2 separate regions of the Homo sapiens genome follow, and region 1 is linked to region 2. Evidence: chromatin loops called from intact Hi-C (ENCODE). Cell type or tissue: breast epithelium. All regions are shown on one strand. Links, peaks and the distances in the headings refer to the core of each region. The heading gives the core; the rest is flanking DNA.

Region 1 (11,623 bases), core at 1,560-9,559, 72 kb after region 2:
GAAAGGAGAGTCAGAGTTGGAGATTTGAGGACAGAAGTGGAGGGAGAGAGGGAGAGAAAGAGACAGAGAGACAGAGAGAGAGAGAGAGAAAGAGAGGCTGAAGATGTTGCAGAGCAGCTCCTGAAGATGAAGGAAGAGGCCATGAGCTCAGGCAGGCAGCCTGTGGATGCTGGAAAGACAAGGAAACAGATTCTCTCCTAGAACCTCCTCTAGGAAAACAGGTGCTTTCAGAATTTCTTTAGAGCACAGGTGACTTTAGAATTTCTGACCCTGAGAACTATAAAATAATCCAATTGTGTTGTTTTAGGCCACCACATTTGTGGTAATTTGTGATAGCAGTGATTCAAAATGAATACGGTCATGTAACAAAAAGGGAGATCCGCCCCTTCTCCCTCGGCAGTTGCAGTGTGAGGCAGCCCTGGGCACCGGGAGGGCCAGGGTCCCCCCCGTCTCGCTGTGTGAGTTGGGTGAATTCTGAGCCTTCTCTGAGCTTGGTTTTCTCATCTGTACAGTGGAGATTACAATGGTTACGGGGACGAAAATTCAAAATGCTGAAGGCACAGACTTCTAAGCCAGAGCCTGGCATATAGTAGCCACTCAGAGGATTGGAGCTTTCCTCCCCACATCTGTCCAGCCCAGCATAAACAGAGCTCACCCTTCCCTTGGCTACTTGGTCATTTCTGACAGCCGGGCATGTGGGCAGAATCTAGCACGGGCGTGCATGAGGGGTAAGGATGTATTGAAGGCCAGGAGACCCGGGCCTGGGCTATTATTTGATGGGAAGTGAGCAAGTCAAGAAGCTTATTCTGGCCAGGTGCTGTGGCTCATGCCTACAATCCCAGCACTTTGGGAGGTCAGGGCAGGAGGATGACTTAAGGCCAGGAGTTTGAGACCAGCCTGGGCAACATAGCGAGACTCTGTCTCTACAAAAAGTTTAAAAATTAGCCGGGCATCGTGGCATGTGCCTGTAGACCTAGCCACTCAGAGGCTCAGGCAGGAGAATGGCTTAATCCCAGGAGTTTGAGGCTGCAGTGAGCTATGATCGCACCACTGCACTCCAGCCTGGGCAACAGAGTGAGACCCTGTCTCTAAAAAACAAACAAAAACCCACAGGTTGATTTTATTGGCCTCCTTTCTCATGGTCTGACCACTGAAGTTCTAATTCAGTGTTGAACAGACTCATTCTTGTTTCCATAGTGATTGCCCTAAGGTTTTTTCACCATAGTCTTAGAAACAGTTGTATTAACATAGTCACTTAAAACTTGTTGGAGAGGTGGCATTTTTGGAGAGTGTGGACCCAGAGAATGACTACCTCTTGTTTTCCCCAGAAATGTAACTGACACTGAGACCTCAGCATTCATTCATTCAACAAATATTTATTGAGTACCTACAAGAGGCTGCAGTACAGCTTTTTTTATTTTAATTTTTTTTTGAGCTTACATTCTAATGGAGAGAGACTGACAATAGATATCTAAGGAGGTAAGTAAATACACATAAACATTTTATTTATTTATTTATTTATTTATTTATTTATTTATTTATTTATTTAAACAGAGTCTCACTCTGTTGCCCAGGCTGGAGTGCAGTGGCACAATCTCGGCTCACTGCAACTTCCACCTCCCGGGTTCAAGCGATTCTCGTGCCTCAGGCTCCCAAGTAGCTGGGAATACAGGCATGTACCACCATGCCCAGCTAAGTTCTGTATTTTTAGTAGAGATGGGGTTTCACCATGTTGGCCAAGCTGGTCTCGAACTCCTGAGCTCAAGTGATCCGCCTGCCTCAGCCTCCCAAAGTGCTGGGATTATAGCCGTGAGCCACTGTACCTGGCCACATATGGACATTTTAGATTTCAGTAAGTGTTACAAAGAAAACAACAGAATGACAGAATAGGCATGACTAAGGGTGACAGAGCTTTCTGTGGAGGATGTTGACCTGGGTCCCTGAAGGAAGGCAGTGAGGTGGGTGGAGGTCCTCTTGGTGGGTCCCCAAGTTGGGGGCTGTGACAAGCCAAATTAGTTCTCATCCACAGGGCCCATCTGGTGAATGAACAGGAATTTGTAGAGTCCTAGCTCAGCCTGGCAGGTGCATTTAAAGCACAACAAACAGCCAGGAGCTGTTAAGGGATTGGGGTGATTGGAAAACTGCCTTCCCTGGGAACAGCTTGGAATATTCTCTCACCAGGGTGAGGAAAAGGAGGGCGGGATAAAGATGAATTCAGGATGTGCTGCTGATAGAGATGCCAAAATGAAGCAAGCATTTTTTGGAGGCATATTCTTCACCTGTAGGGCCTATTTCTATTTGTAATGGATATGGGAGAGCAGGAGGCCCATGTGGCTTAGACCTCACCTTCCCAAAGGACCGAAAGGTGCACTGAGCATAAGGGATAAGAACACACACCTACAGCCAGATGCCCTGCGTTCACATCCAGCTCCACCACTCAGCGGCTCCAGCAGGGTTATTCAGCCCTTTTCTGTCTTGGTTTTCTTATCTGGAAAATGGGGATGAAGACAATACCTACCCTTGAGTTGGGTATAAGATGTAAATGTGTCACTGTTTTTTTTCTCCACATGTCATCTAGTGGATTTTTAAAAAGTTTTAATTACTTATTCATTTATTTCAGAGACACGGTCTCACTCTAGTGCAGTGGTGTGATCATGGCTCACTGCAGCCTCCAACTCTGAGGCTCAAATGATCCTCCCACCTCGGCCTCCTGAGTAGCTGAGACTACAGGCACACAGCATTATACCTTACCAATTTTAATTTTTTTTTTTTTTTTGTAGAAACAGGGTCTCTCTATATTGTGCAGGCTGGTCTTGAACTCTGAGGCTCAAGTGGTCCTCCTGCCTCAGCCTCCCAAAGTGCTAAGATTACAGGCATGAGCCATTGTACCCTGCCTAACACATTACAATTTAAATACCTCTATCATGTGCCACATAGTTCTGGCACATAATAAATGCTGATGTAGATGTGTGAATAGACACACATATTATGTTAAAGAAATACAATTTAGATGTCTGACCTCATGTCCAAACAAGATTTGCACATCATTATGTTCAGAGATCCACTCACAGGTTTGAAAGAGTTATTTTTTCTAAAGCCTTAAATTTATGTCCCATCCCTGGACCTCACTGCCCATAGGGAACACACAATTGGTAATACTTTAGCACCCTCATAATTATCTTATGAAAAGTATAATTATATTGCTTTGCCTTTTTTCCCCTGAGGGGGTTACAATGTTAATATGTTCATTCGAGATGTGCCACAACTCTTGTGAAATTGTTTGGGCACCCTTTTATTTTTTAATATGTCAGGAGCCTCAAAGAATGGCAGGGGCTCAGGCCTCTTCATGGTTTTGGAGGCAATAGGGTGGATGAGGAGGCGGGGGAGGGAGGGAAGGGGCTGATGTCTTTGGTGGTCCTGGGCGCAGGACCTGGGCACAAGCTTTCTCTTTACTCCCACAATGGAGAAGTAATGATTTCAGAACACTGCCACTCCAGCCACGGTGATTTTCAATCTTTAACAATTTTCTGACTTGTCATGCCACCTGTAGCCCTGTTAGTCATGGTACAGCCTGGAACTCAGGGTGGCAGACAAAATGACTGTTGACATTGTCACACTGTCATGACGTTTGTCACCCCACCTGTCTCCAGGGGCCAGAACCCCACATGTGGCCCCCTGCCATTTCTCACCTGCCCTTCTCCTCCGCCCCCACCACCTGGTATCCAGAGTGTGGAGAAGTGGGCAGTCCACCTCCAGGTGCCAGGATAGACACCGGGGCCATCAGCCCCACCTTGCCCGGCCCTTTCCAGCTGCCCAAACTGAAGATCTTCCAGCTTCCTGGCAGGCCTGCCCACACGCTGAACCAGGTTAGCCCTAGGCAGGGAAGATTTTAGGATTTTTAAGTGAGCAGCTTGGGCTTGGGAGTCAGACAGACTTGGGTTTCCATCTCGGTTCCTCTACTTGGTCTCAAAGAAGTTACTCTTTATCCCGTCTACCTAACTTTCTGCACCTGTAAAATGAGTCAAAGCTCATTTTACAGATCCAGATCTTCTGTAAGAACCGGCTGAGATGTCCATGAAGGCAGAACAGCCACATGGCACCCGGCACTTAGAACATGCTTGGTAAATGGCTAATAGCATGAGGGAGGGAGGGAGGCACACAACATGTAGCTCTGGACTTTGAATCTAGAGGGTCTGGGGAACCCTGGCCCTAAACATTCCGCTAAACATTGCTGTGTTTATATTTCCCCATCACTGGACACTGACTCAGTTTTTTTGGCCAGTGTTCCTCATTCCAGCTTTGACCTCAACCTCCCACGACCCATGTTCCTGGTGGACCACATCCTGCTCTGTGACTCAGAGCTAGTTCCCCTCTGATCACCAGACCCCAACCCCCGACGTGAAGAGCCCTGCTGGAGGCTGAGACCCCTAGACTCTATGGTGCTCTGGATGGGACGGGTCCATTCATGTTGCCATTGGGGATCCAGCTCCTCCGCCCTAGGGGCTGCTCCCTTACCCAGCTCCTCCTGGTTATACCTGGTTATAACAAATGCCAGTGTTAATCAGCACAGCAGCCAGGAGGCACAGATTAACTATTTATTCCCTGGTAGCTACAACTGCACTCAGCCACCACCAGCAGCATTAATAGCCCTCAGCCACTATATTAAGACCTTTACTTTTGTAAAATCTCTGAACACTCAGAACTCCAGGATTTTAGAGATGAGAAACCAGAGGACCAAGAAAGTCAGACAACCTAAGGTTGCAACCTAAGGAGTTCTGGGTGATGAGTCAGGCCAGGTGTAACAGTCTCAATATTTATAACTGGCACAGTATACGCCCATAACAGGAGAAAGGCAACTATGAGGTTGGGTAGGGTCTTAAACTCTCTCTCTCTTTTTTTTTTTCAGAAGGTGTTTTGCTCGTTTCCCAGGCTGGAGTGTGCAGTGGCATGATCTCAGCTCAGCGCAACCTCTGCCTCCCGGATTCAATCGATTCTCCTCCCTCAGCCTCTCGAGTTAGCTGGGATTACAGGCATGTGCCACCACGCCTGGCTAATTTTGTAGTTTTAATAGAGATGAGGTTTCTCCAAGTTGGTCAGGCTGGTCTCGAACTCCTGACCTCAGGTGATCTGCTGGCCTTGGCCTCCCAAAGTGCTGGGGTTACAGGCGTGAGCCACCGCGCCTGGCCTGGAGCTCTCTTGAGGGAAGAACTGGGGGGCCTGGAGTGAGGACAGGCTGGCCAGGGAGGTGGGGGCATTTGAGACAACTGTTTGACCAACTATTATAGGAGGTTTTCAATGTTTTAACAACTTTCGGAGCCAGTCCTGTGTGGGGCTGAAGCTCTGGTCTCCCCTCTTTCTTTTCTTCTTGTGTTTTCTCCTCCTCTTCTTTCTCTTCCGTTGCTCTCTTCTCCTTTTCCCTTGCTGCTTTTTCCCTCTTTTCCAGCTTTATCTTCCTCTTCCTCCTCCTCCAGAAGCCCCCCACCCCCCTACAGGTAGAAGCGTGTCTTAGTCAGCTCAGGCCACTAGAACAGAGTATCATAGACTGGGTGGCTTTATCAACAGAAACTTATTTTCTCACCGTTTTGGAAGGAATTCTGAGTGTTCAGAGATATTACGAAAGGAAGGTCTTAGTATAGCAGCTGAGGGCTATTAATGCAGGGTCAGCAGACTGAAATGACCCTGCAAAGCTGTCTTTTGTGGTGGAAATTTGCATCTGTACAGGGTCCCCATTCATGCAGCCAGGCCTTTCCTGGTTTGGATCTAGGAGGGAGCAACTGAATCTGACACCTTAAAGATCTGAAAGAAGCATTTGGCCGGGCACGGTGTCTCACGCCTGTAATCCCAGCACTTTGGGAGGCCAAGGTGGAGGGCAGATCACGAGGTCAGGAGATCAAGACCATCCTGGCCAACATGGTGAAACCCCGTCTCTACTAAAATTAAAAAAAAGAAAAAACCAGCCAGGAATGGTGGTGCGTGCATGTATTCCCAGCTACTCGGGAGGCTGAGGCAGGAGAATCACTTGAACCCGGGAGACAGAGGCTTCAGTGAGCCCAGATCACGCCACTGCACTCCAGCCTGGCGACACAGCGAGACTCCATCTTAAAAACAAACAAACAAAAAAAACCATTTACCATTTATTCTCTGTGGGGGCTGCTACCTGTGTGGTTTGATCTACATAACAAGGCCACCTTTGCTAGCCAAGCCTCCTCCACTTCTCCTTCCATAATCTGCCTTGCCCCTGAAACCTGATTTACCACCATAGCCTGTTTTCGGCCATGCTCTGAGCCTGTTACAGGAAAGGGATTCCGATCGGGACCCCAAGAGAGGGTTCTTGTATCTCGTGCAAGAAAGAATTCAGGGCGAGTTCGTAGAGTAAAATGAAAGCAAGTTTATTAAGAAAGTAAAGGAATAAAAGAATGGCTACTCCATAGACAGAGCAGCCCCGAAGGCTGCTGAGTGCCCATTTTTGTTGTTATTTCTTGATGATATGCTAAACAAGGGGTGGATTATTCATGCCTCCCCTGTTTAGACCATATAGGGTAACTTCCTGACACGTTGCCATGGCATTTGTAAACTGTCATGGCGCCGGTGGGAGTGCAGCAGTGAGGACGACCAGAGGTCACTCTCATCGCCATCTTGGTTTTGGTGGGTTTTGGCCAGCTTCTTTACTGCACCTGTTTTTCATCAGCAAGGTCTTCATGACCTATATTTTGTGATGTCCTCCTCTCTCATCCTATGACTTAGAATGCCTTAATCGTTTGGAAATGCAACCCAGTAGGTTTCAGCCTAATTTTACCCAGCTCCTATAGCAGATGGAGTTGCTCTGGTTCACACACTTCTGACAAGCCCACTTTCTTTCTGTAACTTTAGGATAATATAAAGCTTCTTCATCCTGTAACCAAGCCCAGATCTCATCCTGCTCACGGCATAACAGCCAGTAAGTCAAGAGACATGGCATTGTGGCAAGGAAGGGGACTTTATTTCAGAGAGCCAGCAAACCAAGAAGATGGTGGACCAGGGCCCTAAAGAACCACCTTAAGTTAATACCAATCTCAGGCTCTTTTCATGTTAGGGGAAGGGGGAAGAGGGAGGGGTTGAGGTTAAGAGGTGACCGATGATCACAGACACCAGGGTGGCAGCAAGGATCCAAGGGGTTGTGAAACTTCTTTGTCCTAGGTTAGGTCACAATGCTCCTATACATCTTTAACGTAACATTGACGCTTGTATGTACACCCTCCTTATCTCCTTGGGGGTCAGTTTTGGGAAGGGAATAGTATCATCCTTGCTTTAAAGTTGAACTATAAACTAAATTCCCCCCCATAGTTAGCTTGGCCTATGGGCAGAGATAAGCACAAGCAGTTAATCTAAAAGATATCCCTGTAGGGAAAATGGGGAGGTTATGAGTAGCATGGAGTTAGCCATGGCAGGCCTCCTTTTCACTGTTAACAATCTCACCAGGACCAGGGGTTTGGGTCTTCACTCTGAGGGCTCATGTGTATACCAAATGTGATGGTTAATATTGAGTGTCAACTTGATTGGATTGAGGGATGCAAAGTGTTGTTCCTGAGTGTATCTATGAGAGTGTTGCCAAAGGAGATTAACATTTGAGTCAGTGGGTTGGGCGAGACAGACCTACCCTCCATCTCGGTGGGCACCATCTAATCAGCTACCAGGGCAGCTAGGATAAAAGCAGGCAGAGTAACATGGAAGGACTTGACTTGCTGAGTCTTCTGGCCTCCATCTTTCTCCCGTGCTGAATGCTTCCTGCCCTTGAACATCAGACTCCAGGATCTTCAGCTTTTGGGCTCTTGGGCCTACACCAGTGGTTTGCTGGAGGCTGTTGGGCCTTTAGCCACAGACTGGAGGCTGCACTGTGGGCTTCCCTACTTTTGAGGTTTTGGGACTGGGACTGGCTTCCTTGCTCCTCAGCTTGCAGACAGCCTATTGTGGGACTTCACCTTGTGACTGTGTGAGTCAATTCTCCTAATAAACTCCCCTTTATATATTCATCTATCCTATTAGTCCTGTTTGTCTAGAGAACCCTGACTAATACAACATCAAATAAATGTGTATACCTTTTTTTCTGTTAATCAATCTGCCTCATGTCAGTGATTTTCAGTGAACCTTCAGGGGGCTAAGAGTGCTGGTCCCTACAATACAACAGTATCAACAAAACTGCAGACTTTATTTAGATTTCACCAATTTTCCCATGAATGTTCTTTTTTTCTGTTCCAAAATCCAAGCTGGAGCCACACTTTGCATTTGCCCTTTCACATGCTAGATTTCAAACCCAAAGCACAGAGGCAGGAAGGACCTGGCTGAGGTTTTCCCATGCAAAGGTGGGTCTCCAGCCCCTTTGTCTGTGTTTTCCTCCCAGGCTGTGCATCAGAATTCCCTGGAGCTTTTTGTAGTTCCTCCACTGAAGCCACTGCCATCCATGGGAAGCTCCTGGCCCCTGGAAGACAGCTACCCTGTGACTCACCCACAAATACCATGATGCAGCTCCCTCTCCATGGTGTGTGGGGACAGTTCTGGCAGGCTTTAGTTTCCTCATTATTGGAATAGGGACGACGATCATGTAATTGCCTGACAAGTTCTTCTTGCCCACTGCACAGATTAACCCAATTCACTGAGACAGCATTATTGTAGTAGAGAAAGAGTTTAATTATCACAAGGCAGCCGAACAGGAGGATGGGAGTCATTACTTAAATCTGTCTCCCCGAAAATTCAGAGACCAGGGTTTTTAAAGGATAATTTGGCAGGCAGTGGGGCTAGGGAACGGGGAATGCTGATTGGTTGGGTCAGGGATAAAATCACAAGGGGTTGAAGCTATCTTCTAGCTGTCTTTCATTCCTGGGTGGGATTGCAAAACTAGTTGAGTCAGTTTACCAGTCTAGATGGTAATGTTTAGCACCAGCTGGTCCATCAGAGTGCAGGGTCTGAAATGTACCTCAAACACCAATTTTAGGTTTTACAATAGCAATGTTATCTATAGGAGCAATTGGGGAAGTCATGAATCTTGTGACCTCTGGAGCAATGGCTGGTTATCACTTAACTATGTCTACAGTTTAGCAGAGTTCAGAACCCTCCCGTGGTCCTAACCTTGTGGCTTTTCATTAGTTTTACGAAGATGGTTTGGTCCCTGAACAAGCAGTGGTGGTTTGGGGAAGGGCTGTTTTCATCCTTGCTGTAAAGTTAAACTATAAACTAAATTATTCCTAAAGTTAGCTTGGCCTAGGCCTAGAAATAAACAAGGACAGCTTGGGTGTTAGAAGCAAAATGGAATCAGCCATGTCTTATTCCTCTTACTGTTATAACTTTGCAAAGGTGATTTTAATCACACCATTTATGTGCCTTCACCACTCCATGCCTCAGTTTCCTCCTACATTAAATGGGGGCAGAAAGGGGAAGTTCATGTCTATCTCCAACAATTGTTGGAGCAGTTGATGAGTTGTATATGCAAATTAGCATGAAATAATGCTTATTAAGCAGTTTTCCACTCTGCACACTGGGACACTTGGGGGCTTCAACACCCATGGGTTCCGCTTCTGGAGATTCTGATTTTGTTGGTCTGGGCTGCATCCTGAATACAAGGATTTTTAAAAAGCTCCCTAGGTAGGCTGGGTGTGGTGGCTTATGCCTGTAATCCCAGCACTTTGGGAGCCTGAGGCGGGCAGATCATGAGGTCAGGAGATCAAGGCCATCCTGGCTAACATGGTGAAACCCTGTCTCTACTAAAAATACAAAAAAAAAAAAAAAAAAAAAAAATTAGCTGGGCGTGGTGGCAGGCCCCTATAGTCCCAGCTACTCAGGAGGCTGAGGGAGGAGAATGGTGTGAACCCGGGAGGCAGAGCTTGCAGTGAGCCGAGATCGCACCACTGCACTCCAGCCTGGACAACAGAGTGAGACTCCATCTCAAAAAAAAAAAAAAAAAAAGCTCCCTAGGTAATTCTAAGATGCAACCTGGATGGACATCACTGGTTTAAATAAAGATTTCCTCCAAACTCCACCTCCCAAACCTGCCAATCAGCAGCTTCAGTGAAGAATCAAGAATCAGAATTACAGTTATGTGGTAGGAGGGGAGACTGTGGATGGGGGATAAAACCTCATAACTCCTTTGAAAAGCAACACCAACAACGAGGGCTGGCATTTGTTTAGAGTTTATTGGCACGGTGCTAAGTGCTCTGTATGCATTATTCTCACAATGATCGCATGACCCAGGTCCTATTATTATTTCATAACTCTGACAAGGAAACTGAGGCTCAAGGGGCTTGAGTTACTTGCTTAAGGTTGCACAGCTGTTTATTGTCAGAGCTGAGCTATAACCCAGGTCAGTCTGATGCTAGATCCGGTGTTCTTCACCACAGGGCTGTCCTACTCAGAGCAGTGAGATGGCCTCAGAATGTAAACCTATGACTCAGTGGCCCAGTGATGCCAAATAATAATAGATACTATTCACTAGCGGAAGGCACTGGGCTACATCTATCTGGTTCCTTCCAACAGTGTTGAGAAGTAGATATCCTTTCCCAGGTGAAATAGGTCTTCAAAGAGATGAAGTGACCCACCTCTGCTGCTACACAGCACAGCTGGGAATTCAGCTCTCATTGGCTTGGTTCCCAGACTCTGAAGGAGGCTGCTTACATGGGAGGGAAGATCAGCCCACCTCAGCAGGAGGCACGAGCCCCACATCAAGAAACATTAAGAGGGTTTAAATGAGTTATGAACAGATATAATCGTCTCCCCCATATTTTCCATCAGAGGAAAGTGACTGTCAAATCGACTTCATTTTTAAGCACGCTATTAACAATACCTGGGAATTGTTTAATCTAATTGTTTTACAGCTCAGGAGGAGTTGCCATGAAACTGATGGGGAAATGTAGCATCTGGTGTTTGCTTCCTGGTGGGAACGTGCTGGGCTTGTCAGTTGGGGTCTTCTCCTTTCTGTTCCTCATCAGCATGTCTCTGTGGCAGGGGAAGAGACTGTTGGGGCCAGCTGTCATCTCCTTGTCATTCCCATCTAAGGCTTTTAACTCTCCCCAGCCCTTGGCCTTAGAATACACATAAGCCCGTTTCCCAAGCTCATGCCTGATGCAGTTGCAGAACTAATATTTCTGGGGAAGGAGAGAAAGAAAGAGAAAACAATAATAATTATGACAGAGGCAGATGGCTGAGCACCCAAGGAATTATGTTCCCCTTTCTTACAGTGGAGAATTGTTGCTGAAAAGAGGCTGCCCAGACAATACCTCAATTTCCCAGCCTTCCTTGCACCAAAGGGGACCATGTGACCAGTCCTGGCCAATGGCATGTGAGAAGAAGTGGTGCGTCTCACTTCTGGATCAAGGCAGATGCCCTCTCTATCACCCATAGCATGGAAGGATTCTAGAGGAGGAGAGACCTGAAGGAGCCTCAGTCCCAGAGTGACTCCATGGAAACCTATGTGACCAGGAGTGCCACCACATTGAGTGAGAGACAAACTTTTCTTATGCTAGGCTGCTGAGATTTTGTGGTCTATCTGTTATAGCACATAGCTTTATCTTATTTTAATTTTAATTTTTTTTAAGACAGGGTCTGGCACTGTCACCCAGGCTGGAGTGCAGTGGCACAATCTTGGCTCACTGCAGCC
Region 2 (11,623 bases), core at 1,197-9,196:
CCTGAGGACTGCAGTGAACACTCGGGCTTGTTCAGGATAAATGGCAGAGGCCATGCAGTAATCAGAGTTCCCTTCCCATCGAGTGCATTGAACACCAAGACTGTAGCCTGCGGATACAGTGACGCCTTGTAAACAGCCATGGCTCAGCTTAGCGTTTACCTTTTTTTTTTTGGAGATGGAGTTTTGCTCTTGTTGCCCAGACTGGAGTGCAGTGGCACGATCTCAGCTCACTGCAACCTCTGCCTCCTGGTTTCGAGCGATTCTCCTGCCTCACCCTCCGGAGTAGATGGGATTACAGGCATGCACCATCATGCTCGGCTAATTTTGTATTTTTAGTAGAGATGGGGTTTCTCCATGTTGGTCAGGCTGATCTCAAACTCCCGACCTCAGGTGATCCACCTACCTTGGCCTCCCAAAGTGCTGGGATTACAGGCGTGAGCCACCATGCCTGGCCCAGCGTTTACCTTTTAAGTCTCTGTGGGTTACTCTGGTAGTCTTGGGGAAGGCATTTCATGGAGCTTCTGTGGTTTCATTCCAGGCTTCTCATTTCTGCCTCACCTGTGCAGCCACCTGAGGGCAGTGCTCTTACTTGGTCCCCGCCCTAGCTGCCCTTGTGCATAAGACCAGAGCTGTCCTGCCCAGGCATTGCTTCCAGCGACCTCCAGAGACGCAGGTCCTCAAGGCTCACATGGAGCAGCATCCTTCTGAGCTCAGAGTACCAAACCCCCGAAAGATCCAGGGAGAAGTGGGTAGAAGACATTTTCTACAGTGGGACCTGGCGTCTCATTCTGGAACTATGCTGTGGGCTGCCTTTCCTGTCCCCAGTCCCTTGTTGTTTGCCCCCAAGAAACCCTCCTCTCAGCCAAACACACATTTCAGCCTCTGTCTCCAGGTTCCCTTTCTCTCATGCATGTCAATTTCTTCACCCAGGAGACTGGCACCCACCGGACCAGCAGCTTAGCCGATAGAGCCGGACTCAGAGTTCCAGGCAAGGCTCTCACAGGAAACCTGGTTATAATCATATCGTCTGTGGCTCCTGGAGACCAAGTGTCCCATCCTTCCTTGGTGTGGCACAGACAATGCTATATGCTCATGAGACCATCTCATTTCTCTTCTGGGCTTGTAGGAAAAGTACATTTCCAACTCCATGTAGGTAGGGCTAATAGAATGTGGGCAGAAGGGATGTTTACTACCTAGGCTTGGGCCATTAAATATCTCCCATGCATGGTCCTTCTCTTTCTTCCCTTTCCATAGGGACCTTGAAAGCTGTTCTTTGGACCCAGCAAAGCCCCACCGTGGTTGGAACGTGGGTCTCTGAGTGACTGCGTGGAGAAGAACCACTACCCTCTGCCCAATGTATTGGTGACATCAGTGAGCTGTAAACTGTTATTGGACTAAGCCATCAAGATTTGGGCGTTTGTTTGTTACCACAGCAACACCTGCTTTGCACGGACTAATACATCATGTTCACAGACACTGCTGATGTGTTTCACCAGATTTAGTTTTCTCCTGATGGTTTCTGCAGCGGGTTCTGGAGCTGTGTTCCTACCTCAATACCTACCCTAGCATCAAAGTCCCTGGTGGGAAAGCAATGCTTTCTCACATTATGAAGATGGAAAAGAATATCGTCAGGGAGAACATCACCAGCCCAGAAAATTGGCTGTCAGCTCCAGGCCTCCAACCCTTATATTTATTCCTGGGAAACCCTTGCTAAGTTAGGCATTGATTCTCTGCATGTGACACGCCATAATAACTTCTAACTTGGAGAGTTGGCTTGTTTTCACTCATTCATTCAACAAATGTTTCCTGAACTCATATTCTGTCTGGGCTTCCACCAATATTGATTGGGATCCTGCTCTGTGTTAGGCAGTGTTCAGCCCTGCCCTCAGAGAGCTTCCATGCATGGAGGGAGACAGACAGAAGGAAGTAGGACGTGTTGTGTGATAATCAATGTTAGGGGCAAATAAAGCAGAGCCGGGGAGTAGAGAATGATGGCGAGTGTGTGCATGTGTGTGTGTGTGTGTGTGTGTGTACCCACAGGGACACCGTCCCTCAATCAAAACCAGCAAATGCCAGGGGAGGAGGTCACTGAGGGAGCCCTGGGGAGGGTGGGCCCTGTGGGCCGTGGAAAGGGCTCTGCATTTTACTCTGAGTGCATTAGGAGCCACGGGAGAGTTTTCAGCAGGGAGTGAGATGAGTGGATTGGAGTTTGAACAGACTGCTGTGTAAAGAACAGGAGGCTCCTGTAATCCCAGCACTTCGGGAGGCTGAGGTGGGTGGATCACTTGAGGCCAGGAATTTGAGACCAGCCTGGCCAACATGGTGAAACCTTGTCTTTACTAAAAATACAAAAAAATTAGCCAGTCGTGGTGGTGCGTGCCTGTAGTCCCAGTTACTCGGGAGGCTGAGGCACGAGAATCGCTTGAACCTGGGAGAAGGTTGCAGTCAGCCGAGATCGCGCCACTGCACTGCACTCTAGTCTGGGCAACAGAGTGGGACTCTGTCAAAAAACAAAAACAAAAAACAAACAAACAAACAAAAAACAGGAAGGCAGGGAGGTGCGGGGCTTGAGTCTGCCTGGCACCATAGCCTAGGGGTGCGATGGGGATGGCTTGGGCCAGGGCAGAGCAGTAGAGATGGAGAAGCTAGTTGGATTCTGGAAATATTTTGAAGGGAGAGTGTCAGGATTTGCTGAGGGATTGCATGGGGAATGAGAGGAAGCAAGGGCTCAAGGCCAGCTGTGGGGTCCACGAGGCCCAGAGTCAGAGGCTGCATGGGCTTCCGGAAATGGCTCAGCCTCCTCTTGGTCTGGAGCACGTGGGGGAGTGCGTGGGTGGGAGGAGGCGCAGAGAAGTCAGACCCACTCAGGCTCCAGTCTCAGCCTTTGGAACTGTGCTTAACACCACCGCAAATAGGTGGGAGGATTGAATGCTCCACAAACATGAATTGAGAATAAATAAATGGGAGGTGGCCTTTTGGACTCTGGAGAACAGCCACGGAGAAGACAGACAAGCCCTTCCTTCTTGGGCCTTAGTTTAGATTGGGGACAAACAGACTGGGGACAGATTTCAGAGAGTGAGAAGTGCTGCAGATAAAATAAAATGAGGGAGGGGAGGAAGAGGGAGGGTAGACAGAGCAGGCACAGTGCTCCGGAGTTAGGATAACTGCCCCTTGCCATCTTAGAGTATAGCCAGAGAAAGGACTCTGGCCTGCCGTGGTTCAAATCCTGTGACCACCACCGAGGTGACATTGCGTGATCCACTTAACCTCTCTGAACCATAGCTATTCCTCCTTGGAAATGGAGGAATGATCGTGATAATGTCACTCTGCAAGGGGATGCTCTGAGCACCAACGGGACGCACCCAAGACAGGGCCTGCCCCGAAGCGGGCCTGCAGGGTGCTGCCCGACCCTAATGGAACCTTCTGCTTTAAAAGAGACTATACATGTATGTATGTGTGTATACGAATACATATATTAGTACATGTGACTGTATACACAAGTATATATGTATATATGTGAGTGCATACAGAAGTATATGCATGAATACGTGTATAAGCATATATACATGAATATACACACAAATACACATATGTGTACTTTTTTTTTGAGACAGGGTCTAGCTGTGTCACCCAGGCTAGAGTGCAGTGGCGGGACCTTGGCTTACTGCAACCTCCCTCTTCTGGACTCAGGCAATCCTCCCACTCAGCCTCCCAAGTAGCTGGGACTATAGCAGTGTGCCAGCAGGCCTGGCTATTTTTTTTTTTATTCTTTGTAGAGATGAGATATTGCTATGTTGCCCAGGCTGGTCTTGAACTCTTGAGCTCAAGCAATCTGTCTGCCTTGGCCTCGCAAAGTGCTGGGATTACAGGTGTGAGCCAGTGTGCTCTGCCTCACATATATGTACTTTATTATTATTTTTTTTGAGACGGGGTCTCATCTCTGTCACCCAGGCTGAAGTGCAGTGGCTCAATCTCATCTCACTGCAACCTCCATCTCGCGGGTTCAAGCGATTCTCCTGCCTCAGCCTCCTGAGTAGCTGGGATTACAGGCATGCGCCATCATGCCTGGCTAATTTTTGTATATTTAGTAGAGACAGGCTTCACCATATTGGCCAGGCTGGTCTTGAATTCCTGACCTCAGGTGATCCACCCGCCTCAGCCTTCCAAAGTGCTGGGATTACAGGCATGAGCCATCGTGCCCGGCCACATATATGTACTTTTAAATCACAAAACCCTCTTGCCCTCAGCATCCCCCACTGGGGCCCTACTCTTCCCCAAGGGTCTCCCCACAGAGTGCTCTTATCTGAGCCTCCCCTGCCATCCTTTGATGGATACCTCTATCTTTTCCCAGGATTCCTCGTTGTCAAGCTCCTATCTGGATAAGGACTCTCACTTGTTCACTTTAGAGAGTCCCTGAGCACCTACTAGGTCCTCACTTGCAGGGTGGTCAGTGCTCTGCTAAGAAGAGTCTTGACCGGGCGCGGTGGCTCACGCCTGTAATCCCAGCACTTTGGGAGGCCGAGGTGGGTGGATCACGAGTTCAAGAGATTGAGACCATCCTGGCCAACATGGTGAAAACCCATCTCTACTAAAAATACAAAAATTACCTGGGGATGGTGGCACACGCCTGTAGTCCCAGTTACTTGGGACGCTGAGGCAGGAGAATCGCTAGAACCTGGGAGGCAGTGGTTGCAATGAGCTGAGATTGTGCCTCTGCACTCCACCCTGGCGACAGACAGAGATTTCACCTCAACATAAAAAAATAAAAATAAAAAAGAAGAGTCTCATGCACAATGGGTTGGCACCTGACTGGTGCTAGAACGCAGGCCCCTGACTACCAGCCTGGGGGTTCCTCCCTGCATGGGAGCTGGAGCAGTAGAGTAGAGTGACTGTTTCTGCAGGGCTGGCTGTGAGTCAGGCACTGTGCCAAATGCCTGCATGCGTGGTCTCATCCTCACAATCGCTTTATGAAGCAGCTTCTCTGGGCATCTCCATGTCTGCCAGCTGTCTGCCCTAAGCCCATGCTCCTAATGAGTTGACTGGGCTGCAAGACAGGGCTGGTCATGGGGGCAGTGAGAGTCATTCCTGGGGGGCCCAGAGTTGTGGGTACCTCCCTACTCAGGCCCATTTAGCATGCAATCAAGAACAGGAGGACTCTTGGGTGGACCTGGCACTCCCTGAAGTCAGAACCTGGGACTGTATGCCTTCTCTAGAGAGAAACAGCTCAGCCATGGCTTGGAAGAGTGATCTGTCCAGGAAGAAAGGTCATTCCTCCTCTGGGTGGCCATGTGATTGATTTTTTGCTCCAATTTTTGATTACTTAGGAAATACCAAAAAAGAAAAAAGGGAACGATAAAACTCATCTCTCACCATTCACTGGAAGAGATAGGATACTACTGGTCTGCCCAAGATCCATTTACCCCTTCATATCACCTCTCCTTATGGCAACCCTGAATGTAATGTTCACCATTGCCATGAACATCTTTATACTTGAAATATAAAAGGATATAACCCAGCCAGGCACGGTGGCTCACGCCTGTAATCCCAGCACTTTGAAGGCCGAGGTGGGTGGATCAACTGAGGTCAGGAGTTCGAGACCAGCCTGGCCAACATGGTGAAACACCATCTCTACTAAAAATACAAAAATCAGCAAGGCGTGGTGACACATGCCTGTTGTCCCAGCTACTTGGGAGGTTGAGGCACAAGAATTGCTTGAACCTGGGAGGCAGAGGTTGCAGTGAGCTGAGATTGCACCACTGCACTCTAGCCTGGGCCACAGAGCCACTGCACTCTAGCCTGGGCCACAGAGCAAGACTCTGTCTCAAAACAAACAAACAAACAAACAAACAAACAAACAAAAATAAAACACAAAGACCAATGTAACCCTAAGCCTACACATAGTTGTTCTGTGTGCTGTTAATCTTGACATAGGCCAGGTGCGGTGGCTCATGCCTGTAATCCCAACACTTTGGGAGGCTGAGGCGGGTGGATCACTGGAGGTCAGGAGTTCGAGACCAGCCTGGCCAACATGGTGAAATCCCATTTCTACTAAAAATACAAAAATTAGCTGGGTGTGGTGATGGGCACCTGTAGTCCTAGCTACTGGGGAGGCTGAGGCAGGAGAATCGCTTGAACCCGGGAGGTGGAGGTTGCAGTGAGCCCAGATAGCACCACTGCACTCCAACCTGAGTGATAGAGCTAGACTCTGTCTCAAAAAAATAAAACCATCTTGACATAAATGGCGTCCTTTATCTATCCTCCTATAATTTATGTTCTATGTTATATTTGTGATACACACTTGTGCTTATATGTGTAGTTCAAGTTCATTTTCACTACTGTAGCATATTCTATGGATGGATGTCATAATTTACCCATTCTATTAATGGCTATCTTCCTTGAAATGAACATTCCTTTAAGTGTCTCCTTCATATGACATTTCTCCTGAGGATTTCTCAGAAAATTCCCCCAAACAGACTATGAAAGCTTCAACTTTTTATTTATTTATTATCGCAGTGGAGGCTCTTAGGATTTAACTTGTTTTAGTTGCACATAACATATATAAAAGACACTTCTCTGCATCCCTTGGGACCTGTTCTCTGAGTGTGTGTATGAGGTTCAATTTAGGGATGGGGTAAATCAGAGGCATATCTGTCGTCTATGTTATTTGGTCATAAAACACGGCCATTCCAGAATGTCATGGACAGGTTCTTCATCTTTAACTTTAAACTTCAGCTGAAGATGAAGTCACAGAGTTAACCCACTTGAGTAGGGTAAGGAGTCAGGGGAGCAGGATCTTGGAGGAGGCTGGGGTGGCTGAATGGTGGTGAGTCTTTCCGAGGGCTGAGTGCCACCAGGAATGCACCCCTCCTTCTGTTCAGGCCTCCTCATGCAGCTTTGTGTGGCCTGCAAAACAATTGTCTGGTATTCTTAGTTGTGGACTCCTTGTGTGATGGATGGGGATGGGAAGTGTATTAGTCTGTGTCCACACTACTGATAAAGACATACCTGAGACTGTGAAGAAAAAGAGGTTTAATTGGACTTACAGTTCCACATGGCTGGAGAGGCCTCAGAATCATGGCAGGAGGAGAAAGTCACTTCTTACATGGTGGTGGCAAGAGAAAAATGAGAAAGAAGCAAAAGTGGGAACCCCTGATAAACCCATCAGATCTCGTGAGATTTATTCACTATCATGAGAATAGCATGGGAAAGGCCAGCCCCCATGATTCAATTACCTCCCCCTGGGTTCCTCCCACTCCACGTGAGAATTCTGGGAGCTACAATTCAAGTTGAGATTTGGGTGGGGACACAGCCAAACCCTATCAGGAATGGAGGATGCAGGAGAAAGCTGCCTGAGCAGTGAGGAGGCCGTGAGTTTTCTCTAGGTCAAGGTGAGAACTGCAGAGCAAAGTGATTAAGCACTTGGTATATGAAGTCAGATGTCTGAGTTCAAATCCAGGATCTGCCATGTATTCGCCATGTGATCTTGGGCAAGTGACCTAACCTTTCTCAGTCTGGGTTTCCTCAAAAGCAGACCATAAAACATGGACTTGGGTACCAGTCATTTATTTGGGAGGTGACCTCAAGATGCCCAGGTGAGTATATAGGCAGCAAGACCAGAAAAAAAGGACAGCTGGTGAGGGGGCCTTAAGGAGGAAGTGGGGTCTCTGCGAAGTGGTGTGGCTGCACCCCAGAAGCTTGGACATTTAGCCATTGCTGCCATCCCCACTGGGGCATCTATTGCACCTCTGGCTTCTCTCTGAGCTGGGCTGGGAAAACTTCCGTGTGGCCAGAGAAAGCCCTGGGGTGAAGGAGAGACAGTCCAGAGGCAGACACAGTGCTGAGTGAGAAGCCATCTGCCAGCACACCAGGTCCCGTCTGTACCTGAGGCCAACTCCGGAGTGTGGAGAGGACATGGGTGGGGGCATCAGTGGAGGCTGCTGGTGCCTCGTCTGTAAAAGCGACAGCAGCTGCTCCATAGGTTGTAGCAAGGGTAACATGAGGTCAGTCCTGGCATACAGTAAGCACTCAGTGAATGCTAAATGTGCCCCCAAGGCTGTGGTAGGACCTGTTTGAAGAAATGGAAGCTTGGAGAGATAATGTAACATAGACCTGGTCACAGAACTATGAGATGACAAGGCTACGATTTAGACCCAAAGTTTGTGGGACCCCAAGGACACCAGGCCTTCTCAGAGAATATCGTGGGTCACACTCCAGGGGGCTTCAAGCTGCAGGGCCCAGAGATGTTAACACTCCTGGAGCTGGATGCAGCGTGGCTGTTTGCCTCGTTGGCCTCAGGCAGGGCACAACTACTGACCTGGAGTCTCAGGAGAGAACCAGAAGTAGACCAGTGCCCCGGCCAGGCCAGGAATCTCCTCTTGCCAGCAGAGGGCACGAAGCACAGAACAGGCAGGGCAGGGCAGTAACCACTTAGGAGCAAGTGAATTTCTCAGAGATCCTGGGCGCGTTTAGGGTGGTAGAGAAAAGAGAATGCTCATACACTGCTGGTGGGAATGTAAATCAGTTCGACCACTGTGGAAAGCAGTCTGGCAATTTCTCAAATAACTTAAAAAGTACTACCATTCGATCCAGCAATCCCATTACTGGGTATACACCCAAAGCAATATAAATCGTTCTATTATAAAGACACATCCATGCATATATTCATTGCAGCACTATTCACAATAGCAAAGACATGGAATCAACCTAAATGCCCATCAATGGTGGATTGGATAATGAAAATGTGGTACATATATACCATGGAATACTATACAGCCATAAAAAAGAATGAGATCATGTCCTTTGTAGCAACATGGATGGAGCTGGAGACCATTATCCTAAGCAAACTAACACAGGAACATAAAATTAAATACCACATATTCTCACTTATAAGTGGGAGCTAAGCATTGAGAATACATGGACACAAAGAGGGGAACAACAGACCCCCGGCCTACTTGAGGGTGGAGAGTGGGAGGAGGAAGAGGATTGACAAACCATCTATAGGGTCCTATGCTCATTACCCAGGTGATGAAATAATCTGTACAACAAACCTGCACATGTATCCTCTGAACCTAAAATTAAAGTTAGAAAATAAAATAAAATGTGATTATGACTAAAACAAAAAAATTTCTCAATTCAGCACATGACCAAGGAGGCTTCTGGAATGTGGAATTTTCAGTTTTAAAATCAGACACTTCTGAGCAAACCAAAATGAGTTGGTTACCCTCATGTGAGTATGTAGTCAAAGGATGAAAAAAATGTCCTTTTTCAGATGCCCTAGAATACCAACATTTGTTTTTTGTTTTTTTTTTTTTTGAGACAGGGTCTTGCTCTGTGGCTTAAGCTGGAGTGCAGTGGTGTGATCACAGCTCACTGCAGCCTCAAATTCCTGGGCCCAGGCAAGCGATCCTCCTGCCTCAGCCTCCGGAGTAGTTAAGACTACAGGCTTGCGCCACTGTGCCTGGCCCTGCCTTGGGCTTAAGTCCTTGGTGGTGGAACCTGGGAGGGGGTGGGGGGCTCACAGGCTTTTGTCCCTGGCAGGTGTTGCCATAGGCTTCTTCTTTTTTTCTTTTTCTTTTCTTTTTTTTTTTTTTTTGAGACGGAGTCTCGCTCTGTCGCCCAGGCTGGAGTGCAGTGGCACAATCTCGGCTCACTGCAAGCTCTGCCTCCCGGGTTCACACCATTCTCCCGCCTCAGCCTCCAGAGTAGCTGGAACTACAGGCACCCGCCAGCACACCCAGCTAATTTTTTGTATTTTTATTAGAGACGGGTTTCACCATGTCAGCCAGGATGGTATCGATCTGCTGACCTTGTGATCCGCCCACCTCGGCCTCCCAAAGTGCTGGGATTACAGGCGTGAGCCACCGTGCCGGGCCGCCATAGGCTCCTTCTTACAGACTCTGGGGTCAGATGTAGGCTCTGCCTCCTGAGTGAGTTATCCAAGCCCTCTCAGCCTCGGTTTCCTCCTCTGTAAAATGGGGCTAGTAGATGTGAGCTGTTGATATCCTTGAGATGAGACAGTGTGTGTTTTGTTGCAGCTGTGTCCCCAGTGCCTAGACGTCCCCAGTGCTACGGTGTTCCAGGCAGTTTTGCTGAATAAGTACATGTGAAACACTTGCAGCGATGTGCTTTATTTACTGGAAAGTTACACATGCAAAGTTCGGTAGCCTTACGTAATATTATCATTTTGTGTTGATATTAAGCCTTATAATCATCAATATAAGGCAAACCAAATGTGCTCATTTTGCGGGTGGATTTAATAAGAGTTGTATCTTACCCTGCTGCTGAGTTCTAAAGTTGGAAAGATGTTAAGTGCACGTTGGAAAGGATTTTGGTGGCAGGTGGGTGCTAGAGGCAGAGGGGCCTTCGAGGAACACTCTGACTTTTTAAGTCCTGAATTACAGTTGAGGAAACTGAGGCTCAGTGAGGGGAACAGATTTCTAAAATCTGCATGGACTGTAAGCAGCAGAGTTGGGATTCAAGCCGGGTCTGCTGACTCCCAGTCCAGCCTAACTCTTAAAGTGCACCCCTGAACTACAGGTTTGCAGATGGAGAGAGGCTCTCAGAGAGGGGGAGCAACTGGCTGGGCCAGGAATCAAGGAGGTGGCAGAGCCCGAAGGACAGGCTGCTTGAGTCACGGAAGGGTGGGGTGAAGGTGTGTAGGAACTGTATGCTCAGAGAGACGTAAAGAGTGGGACAGAAGCAGGATTTGGAGGGTCCCACGTCCTTTTGCACCCGGGTACGCTGGACCCATTGGTATGACCCCCCCCATGCACCCTGGACTCTGGAGCCTCAGTTTCCTCATTTGTAAAGGAAGGTAACAGTCAACTGTGCCCCTCCTCTGAGGGTTTTGGGGTGCCGATACGGAGCTCTCTTGAACTCCTGGAGGAGGAAATATTGCCAGGGGGCAGTTAATGGGCCCCCAGACCCACTTGGCTGCCAGCTCTGTCCCGTACCCACCCCCCCGCACTCCAAGCTTCTAAATTAGCGCAACCCCCTAAGCCAGGGCAGGGCTGGGCCCAAGTCGTGGAATGTGAGCAGTCTTTTCATCAAATTATTCCTCCACATTCGCAGAGAGGAGGACTTATTGGCAGAAAATGAGGACATAAAACTCCGCTGGAGCCTAGCACCTTTTTGGGGCGCTCAGCGCGGAGCACTTGGAAGCCGTCCAGCAGATTGGTTCATTTGTAATGGTCTAGGACTATAGTTCATCTGTTTAATTCAAACGCGGTGACATAATATCTTTCATTTGGACTTATTACCAGCACGGCAGTGATTCGGCTCCCGGCATTCTCCGGGCAGGACATTCTGTCATTACTGCACATTTTCTCTCTCTCTGGCCAAATTGAAAGTCCGCGGGAAGGGCAGCAGCCTCTGAAGGGAGAGATCAACAGAGAGTAGGTCACATCGGGTGTTAAGGAATGAAAATGAATTCATTCTTTTCTCCGTTGAATAAGCAGCTGTACTTGGGTCTCTGTGATCCATGAAATAGGCTGTCAAGAAAATAGGAAACGGTCTGCATTTGAACTTCTCCGTTGATTCTGCCTCTGTCGCCCTGAAGACTGGTACTGACCCCCGGGGCAGAGCAGAGGGAGGAGAGGGACGACGTAAGGGGTAGGACGGAAGC

Evidence for each region. Hi-C counts contacts between places; a loop is a spot of excess contacts. Peaks named below come from ENCODE experiments on the same cell type or tissue, not always from the same donor. Only the 100,000 strongest peaks of a DNase experiment are listed, where the experiment ranks them.
Region 1: a loop joins it to region 2, with 27 times the contacts of the local background. A loop is called at or near these places in 4 of 110 quality-filtered maps.

What each region holds. Positions count from the first base shown.
Region 1 is chr16:26,980,482-26,992,104 of GRCh38, reverse strand. No RefSeq gene overlaps it. Among named protein-coding and RNA genes, the nearest start is that of C16orf82, 81 kb to the left of the region's middle. RefSeq lists an enhancer at 5,923-6,571. In breast epithelium, for the core only: no CTCF peak of the experiment used is centred there; no DNase peak of the experiment used is centred there; H3K27ac peaks cover 231 bases.
Region 2 is chr16:27,051,837-27,063,459 of GRCh38, reverse strand. LOC105371154 (a long non-coding RNA gene) reads left to right here and starts at 723. Exons shown (of 3, transcript XR_950954.2): 1 at 723-745; 2 at 931-1,149; 3 at 1,255-1,476. In breast epithelium, for the core only: no CTCF peak of the experiment used is centred there; no DNase peak of the experiment used is centred there.